2 separate regions of the Homo sapiens genome follow, and region 1 is linked to region 2. The links are chromatin loops, found by intact Hi-C in ENCODE. Cell type or tissue: Calu3. All regions are shown on one strand.

What was found. A loop is a pair of places that touch in the nucleus more often than their neighbours do. Peaks named below come from ENCODE experiments on the same cell type or tissue, not always from the same donor. Only the 100,000 strongest peaks of a DNase experiment are listed, where the experiment ranks them.
Region 1: a loop joins it to region 2, with 10 times the contacts of the local background. A loop is called at or near these places in 1 of 110 quality-filtered maps.

Annotation. Positions count from the first base shown.
Region 1 is chr6:80,621,368-80,625,367 of GRCh38, reverse strand. All of the region lies in intron 2 of LOC112267962 (a long non-coding RNA gene), which reads right to left. Among named protein-coding and RNA genes, the nearest start is that of BCKDHB, 520 kb to the right of the region's middle. In Calu3, no CTCF peak of the experiment used is centred here; a DNase peak (open chromatin) is centred at 2,467.
Region 2 is chr6:80,676,228-80,680,227 of GRCh38, reverse strand. No RefSeq gene overlaps it. Among named protein-coding and RNA genes, the nearest start is that of BCKDHB, 570 kb to the right of the region's middle. In Calu3, no CTCF peak of the experiment used is centred here; no DNase peak of the experiment used is centred here.

The DNA.
Region 1 (4,000 bases), 55 kb after region 2:
ATATGTATCCATTATATGTTGCTCAATCTAGGTCACCATGAGACTTGAAAATACTATCTTATAACCTATTATTTAAACTAATTATAACTTAACACTGACCACAAACACACAAAAAGAAAACTGATAAAAACCTTACACTTTAACTCCATCCCCTGACTTTATTATTTTTCTTTCAGCACTTTAAATATATCATGCCCTCTCTCCTTGCCTGAAAAGTTTCCATTGAAAATTCTGCCAGACATAGTAAAACTGCATTGCATATTATTTGTTTTTTTCTCTTGCTGCTTTTAGTTTCCCTTCTTCATCCTTAAGCTTTGAAAGTTTGATTGTTGAGTGCTTTCAGGTAGTCTTCTTTGGGTCAAATCTGCTTGGTGTTCTATAACGTTCTTCTATTTGAATGTTGACATCTTTCTCTAGGTTCAGGAAGTTGTCTGATATTATCTCTTTAAATAAACTTTCTACCACTTTCTCTTTCTCTACCTCCTTTTTAAGGCCAATAACTCTTACATTTGTCCTTTGCAGGATATTTTCTAGATCTTGTAGTTGTGCTTCACTCTTTTTTATTCCTTTTTCTTTTGTCTCCACTGACCATGTATTTTCAAATAGCCTGTCTTCTCAAATAGCTGGTAATGCCAAGTAGGTTTGTGTGCTTCCCTTCAGAGCCATGTTTGTGCACTTCCCTTCAGAGCTGCGTGTACCCCCAGGCCCCAAGTGTGTCCAGAGATACTCACTAATTACTTCTTTGCTTGACCAGTTCTGCTATTAAGAGGTTCTGATGCATTCTTCAGTATGTCAATTGCATTTTTAACTCTAGAATTTCTGCTTGATTCTTTTTAATTATTTCCATATCATTGTTAAATTTATCTGATAGAATTCTGAATTCCTTCTCTGTGTTATTTTGAATTTCCTTGAGTTTCCTCAAAACAGCTATTTTGAATTCTCTGTCTGAAAGGTCACATATCTCTGTTTCTCTAGGATTGATCTCTGGTGCCTCATTTAGTTTGCTTAGTGAGGTCATGTTTTCCTGGATAGTCTTCATGCTTTTAGACATTTGTCAGTGTCTGGGCATTGAAGAGTTAGGTATTTATTGTAGTCTTCAAAGTCCAGGCTTGTTTGTGCCCATCCCTCTTGGGAAGACATTCCAGGTACTCAAAGGGACATGGACCCCAAGTCCAATAACAATGTGGTTTTGCAGACTCATAAAGGTACTTCTTTGGTGGTCCTGGATAAGTTGCAGAATTCTCTAAATTACAAAGCAGAGACTCTTGTCTTTTTCTTACTTTCTCCCAAAGGGAGTCTCTACCTCTATGCTGAGTTGCCTGGAACTGGGAGTGTGGTGATGCAAGCACCCCTGTGGCCACCACCACTGGAACTGTGCTGGATCAGACCTGAACCCAGCATAGAACTCTGTCTTGCCCAGGGCTCACTGTAATCACTACTTGGTTACTATCTATGTTCACTCAAGGACCTATGGCTCTATGATCAGCAGGAGGTGGTAAAGCCAAACAGGTTTGTGTCCTTCCCTTTAGGGCTGTAAGTTCCCCCAGGTCACAGGTGGGTTCAGAGATCCTATCTGAGAGCCATAGATTGCAGTCAAAAACCTTAGAAATTTGCCTGCCATTCTATTCTATTACAATTAAGCTGGTACTCAACCACAATACAAAGTACTGCCTGCTCTTCCCATCCCTTTCCACAGGCAGAGAAGACTCTCCCTGTGGCCTCCACCACCACTTGCCCATGGAGGGTTCTGCCAGGCCACCACTGATGTTTACTTTAAAGCCCAAGGGCTCTTCAGTCAGCTGTGGTGAATGTTATGAGGCCTGGGACTCACTCTTTAGGGTAGTGGACTCCCCTCTGCCCCAGGGCAGGTCCAAGAGCCTAGGCTTGGACTTGGGGACCCCAAGAGCCTGATTTTTGCTCTACCCCACTGTGGCCAAGCTGGTACCTAAGGTGCAAGACAAAGTCTCCTTTACTTTTCCCTCTGCTTTTCTCAAACAGAAACAGTGTCTCCCTGTAGCCACAACAGCTGGGAATGTGCTGATCACTCCCAAAGTCAGCATGTCTCAGAGCCCAAGGCCCACAGCATAGTCCCTGGGTATTGCTGCTGGTTATTCAGGGGCCAAGGACTCTTTAGTCAGCAGGTGGTGAATCCTGCCAGGACTGGGTCTTTCCTTTCCAGGCAGCATGTTTTCTTTTCATCCAGAGTGTGTCTAGAAATTTCATCCATGAGTGAGGGCCTGGAATGGGGTCCTCAAAACTCTGCCCACTGACCTATCCTACTGTGGCTAAGCTGGTGTCCAAGATGCAAGACAAAGTCCTCTTTACTCTTTGCTCTGCCCTCCTTAAGCAGAAGGAAGGAGTTACTTTAGTTGCTGCAAGGTGTACTGCCTAGGGTTGGGGGAGGGATGGCATAATCACTCCCTTAGTTGCCCTAGCTAGTATCCCTCTAGGTCACATGCCAGCCTAGTCCACTGGCTCGAAGCCCAGACTAGCACTAGGAGTTGCCTAGGAATTGCAGTCCTTTTGTCCTAGGCTGCCTTTCAAGTTTACCTAGGACCACAGAGCCCTTTGGCCTGTAGTGGCAAGGCTTGTGGAGAAACTCAAATTATGACCATTGGGATGAGCAATTCCCTTCTGGCTAGGGCTGGTCCAAATGCTCTCTCTATGAGCAGGTGCTGGCTGAGCCCAGCATGGCTTTATTCTCCACTGTGACAAGGCAGCACTGAGTTCAACGTAAAATCTCCCAGTCATTGTGCTCTCCCTCTCCCAGAAGGATACATTCTCTCTCTGCGCAGTGCAGCCACTGCTGGGGGATAAGGAAGTGGTGTTGGTGATTCAAGACTCTCTCTCGTACCTACACTCTTCAATGTCTTTTTCAGTGACATGAAGTTAAAACCGCATACTTTTGATTTCAGATTATTTCTCACCTGATTTTTGGTTCTTGTGATAGTGCTTTTCTGTGTGCAGATAGTTATTAATATGTGGTGTTCCTGTGGGGGAGACTAATGGTGCAGGCTTCTATTCTACCATCTTGATCCACTCCCAGAAATGTCTAATTTTAAATGTCTTACTAGCCACATTTTTTCAAAGTAAAAAATACATGAAGCTAATAATAAAACTATATTTTGTTTGAAGAAATGTATCAAAGGTATTATCCTTTCAACTGGAAAAACTATTTGAAAAATTATTAATTATTAATGGCATGTTAATGGCATATTTTGCATTTTTTACTAAGCTTTGAGTTCTATCATATGTGTATGTACATACATATATATACATATATATACATACACATATATACACATACATTTATATATACATATATATAATATATACATGTACACGTATATATATGTATATACATGTACACGTATATATGTATATATATGTATATACGTGTACATGTATATACGTATATACGTGTACATGTATATATATGTATATACGTGTAAATATATACATATATACACATATACACATATATACATATATACACATACATATACATGTATACACATACACATATACACATATATACATATATACACATACATATACATGTATACACATATACATATATACATATACATATATACACATATACATATATACATATATACATATATACACATATACACATATACACATATACACATATACATATATGTATACATATATACATATACATATATGTAAACATATATACATATACATATATGTGTATACATACATATATGTACACATACATATATGTATACATATGTACACATACATATATGTATACATATGTACACATACATATATGTATACATATATACACATACATATATGTATACATATATATGTATATATGTATACATGTATACATACACATGTTTACATATATGTATACATGTATACATACACATGTTTACATATATGTATGCATGTGTACATACACATGTTTACATATATGTGTACATGTGTACATACACATATATGTGTGTACATGTGTACATAC
Region 2 (4,000 bases):
GCATATGTGGCAAATACTGTGTGTTGCTAAGCAAATGCCATTTCCTTCCCCCGTTCTACTAGTCACCTTCCCCATGACAATCTGATAATGCTAGCTGTCCAATTTACCAGCTTCATTTGCCAGTAGAGGAGCCAAAAAGGGATTCCATAGAGATGTTCTGGGTAACAATTTTCACTCCCTGATTTAAAAAGCAAGATCCACAAGGATGTTCCTCTCACTCAGTATCCCCTCCCTTTTTGTCTTTCCATGAGTCCTGTTCTTGAGCAGCAGTAGTCATCTTGCAACAAGGAACAAACATGCTGGGGATGAAAGACAACACACAGAGCCAGCAGACTGAGAACTGAAAGTCTGGGCCTTCCAGTTCTGGATTTCTGATGTGAGACCATACAAATTCCTATTAACTGACATTCATCTGAGTGTTCTGTACTTTGTGTTAGGTGCTCTGCTAAACACTTTATATGCATCACCTCATTTTATTCTTAAAACAACCCCATAGGGAGATATTCAAGCCTGTTTCAATGGATGAGAAAATTGGGGCTAGGAGGCTCAGTCCCATCACAATGCCAAACTAAGTAGCAAGCTTGGAGGTCAAAACTAATGCTACCTGAGACAAAATAATCTAGACTTTAACTTCATTTTAACTCTAACACTTATCAACTCAGTACTCTTCATTTGTCAATTTAAAAAGAAAAATATTCACAGCAACTAGGTCAATGCTATGAGAAAGAAAGAGACGGTTTAAGAGCAGTATTAGTGAAACATCTTGGGGGATGCCTGATAAACCCTGACACACCGTGATGAAGAGTTTGACAACTTCACATACTATAACCTGTACAGTAACATAAACCCTCAAGAGACTTGAGCTCACCTCAGCCCTGAGACTGCATTTCTAGCCTTCAACAAGGGCAGCTGCCTAGGAGGCACTCAGTCAATATCCATGAATTAATGAATAAGTGAATGAATGCTGACTATTGGGATAAGTGAGGAAGTACACATATGAGGATCAGGTTAAATTAATTCTCTGAATATCCACAGGAGTCTCAAGTAACAAGTAGTATGTCAAGTATTTGTTGAAGAAAGGAAGGAAGGCAGAGAGGAATGGAGGAAGAAAAGAAGGCACCTAATAGAAGCCACTGTAATAATTTAATTCCAGCCACATCTGGATATTGTAGCATTGGTCTGCGCCCCTCACATCTCATTGATTTTTAGGGTTCCAGCTGTTACACAGACAAAGACACCTCTTGGACTTCAATCCTGCACTGTCTATCAGTGGGTTTCCTGATCATGGCTTTTGTTTTCTTATGGCTTGAGGTGTGACCCTGCATCTAGTTACCGATTGGCTCCATGTGAGTTTACACTATCTGTGTTCTTTAATCATTGACTAGCCTGCTCAGGCTTACATTGATGTTCTGGATCTTGGGTCTCTATTTCTTACTTTAATAGACAATACTCATGCTCCTTTTATTTTCTCCTTAGGTTACTCCCTTCTGAGGGTTGCTTATAAACCTGTGTCCCACCATGTCCCTAGGTATTCTATCCCATTCCCATCAAGGTGTTGCTTGAATCTTAAAGCACACTATTACAGTGGTTCTTAGAGTGTGGTCCCTGAACCAACAGAATAAACATCACCTAGAAATTGGTTAGAAATGCAGATGAGATCAGGCACATTTAGGGTGGTATAAAACCCAAAGGAAGGGATTGAACTGCCATGGCAAAATTATAACTGAGACAGTGGAAGAGATCTGACCTAACCAACTCCATCTTGTTTCTAACCTCCAAGCTGTCCTTGTTCATGCTTAGGCGTAGGCTGAACTAACTTTGGGAGAAACTTAGTTTATAGTTTAGAACAAAGACGATAACAGCCCTTTCCCAAAACAAACCCTGGACTCAACTGCCTTTGTAGGACTAACAAATTAGCCAAAAGTTTAGAAATTATGGTTTAGGAGTCATGCAGCTAGAGGCTGCAAGATTCTGACCCTCCCCAAATTGCTCCTGGGGATAAAATTCACTATTGTAAAACCTAAGACCAGTGCTTGAGACATTTTGCAGACCCTGCATTTGATGGATCAACTGGCACCACCCAGATTGATAAACTGGCTCATCCGCTTTTATGGTCCCCACCCAGGAACTGACTTGGTGCAAGAAGACTCTATGATTTCATCTCTGACCTGACCAATCAGCACTCTCAGTTCACCGGCTTCCCCACCTTCCACCAAGTTGTCCTTAAAAATTGTGATCCCCAAATGCTCAGGGAGACTGATTTGAGTAATAATAAAACTCCTGTCTCTGCCTAAAAAAAGAAATTGTTAGAAATGCAAATGTAGTTTTTCTGGGAATAATACCAGGAAGCAAGAGTGAGGAGGCAGGGACAATGAGACAAGGTAGGAGAAAACAAATGAATCCTTGGGGTCACTATCATCAGCAGCAGCAGTTCAAATGTTTTGTACTCTCAAATCAGTACAGAAAAAAAACCCAGAATATTTCATCCAAATCTAGGAGGGTGGAACACTTATCCACTAATTCCTGTTTACCATTATTTGAGGGTTTGCCCTTGCACTGTGGGCTGCACCAGCATGAAACTGTGGTCTACAGCTCTGGAGAGAGCCCTGAGGCAGAAGAGTAGAATGATGGATGAGAGGCACTTGAGGCAGGTGCTCCCTGTACACAGACCTGGCCCCTAAGTTGGGATTGTTATTATATTGGGCTGAGGCATTTGAATGCTGGGCACTAAATGCTTCTGATATTGCAAAATATTAGGGCTTTGTCCTAGGAAAGAAAAAATTGTCAAGTTACTGGGTTTTTTTTTAACTCACAGTAATTTCACTTTTGCTTATATTTGAAGTGACTGATAAGAGGCAAACTTTATGAACAATTACCATTTCTTAAATGAGCCATGTTTTATAACTAACTATGGTTATCTGACACATGTTTCACCAACTTCAACATCCAGACAAGTTTAGATGAGAGTCAAGGTTTAAGAATATGGCTTAGATAATTGTGGATAGTTACAAAACACGATTAAGAAGTCTGACAATTAAAGGGATATGTTCATTGCATGAAAAATTCAGTTTATGTAGACACACAGAATAGGGCCTTTATGTACAGAACTAGAAGAAAAAACTTGCGTTAAATAATTTGTTTCATGTTTACTTTAAGTTTCCCATTTATAAAAAAAATGTTTCTGATTTTTGTTTTTCTCTCAAGGAGGAGGCTTATAGGATACTGTTCTCAAAGTAGGCATTGTATCTATTTTCTATGACAAAAAGATAATTTAGTGACACATTTATTCATGTCCAATGATGTAGTTAGTGAACTCAGTTCTTCTGCCCCTTCACCCCTAAACTCTGTACACTGGATGCCAGAGCCTGCTGGTTGTCCCATAGCATTTGTTTTACCTTTTCTTTACAGAGAGAGAACTCACAATTTTTAACCAGGGAGTTTAACTGATCACAGTAAAGTCTACTACTTATCCCAGCTTCCCTTGCAGCTAGGTGTGACCATGTCACTAAGTTTAGCCAATGAGATATAAGTGGGAATGCCATGTGGCAGCTTTTCGCAGTTTTTCTTAAAAATCCAACCAGCATGTAATATGCCCTTTTCCCCCTGTTTTTTCATCCCTTCCTCCTGCCTGCTGACTAATACAGCTGTGATGACTTAGCAATCATTTGATCCTTGAGATATCTTGGGCAGGAGTCAGCAAGCTATAGCCCATGGAACAATTCAACCAACTGACGGTTTTTATATAGCTGACAGGAAGAAAATGAGTTTTACATTTTCTAGATGCGAAAAAAAAATCAAAAAAGGAATATTTTATGACACATCAAAATAATACAAAATTCAAATCATCAATGTCCATAAAAAATTTATTAGAACACAGCCACATTCATTCATCTTACTGTTTATGGCTGTTTTCATACTATAGTGGCAGAGTTCAATAGTTCCAACAGAAACCATATGGCTCACAAAATGTAAAATACTTGCTATTTGGCCATTTATAGAA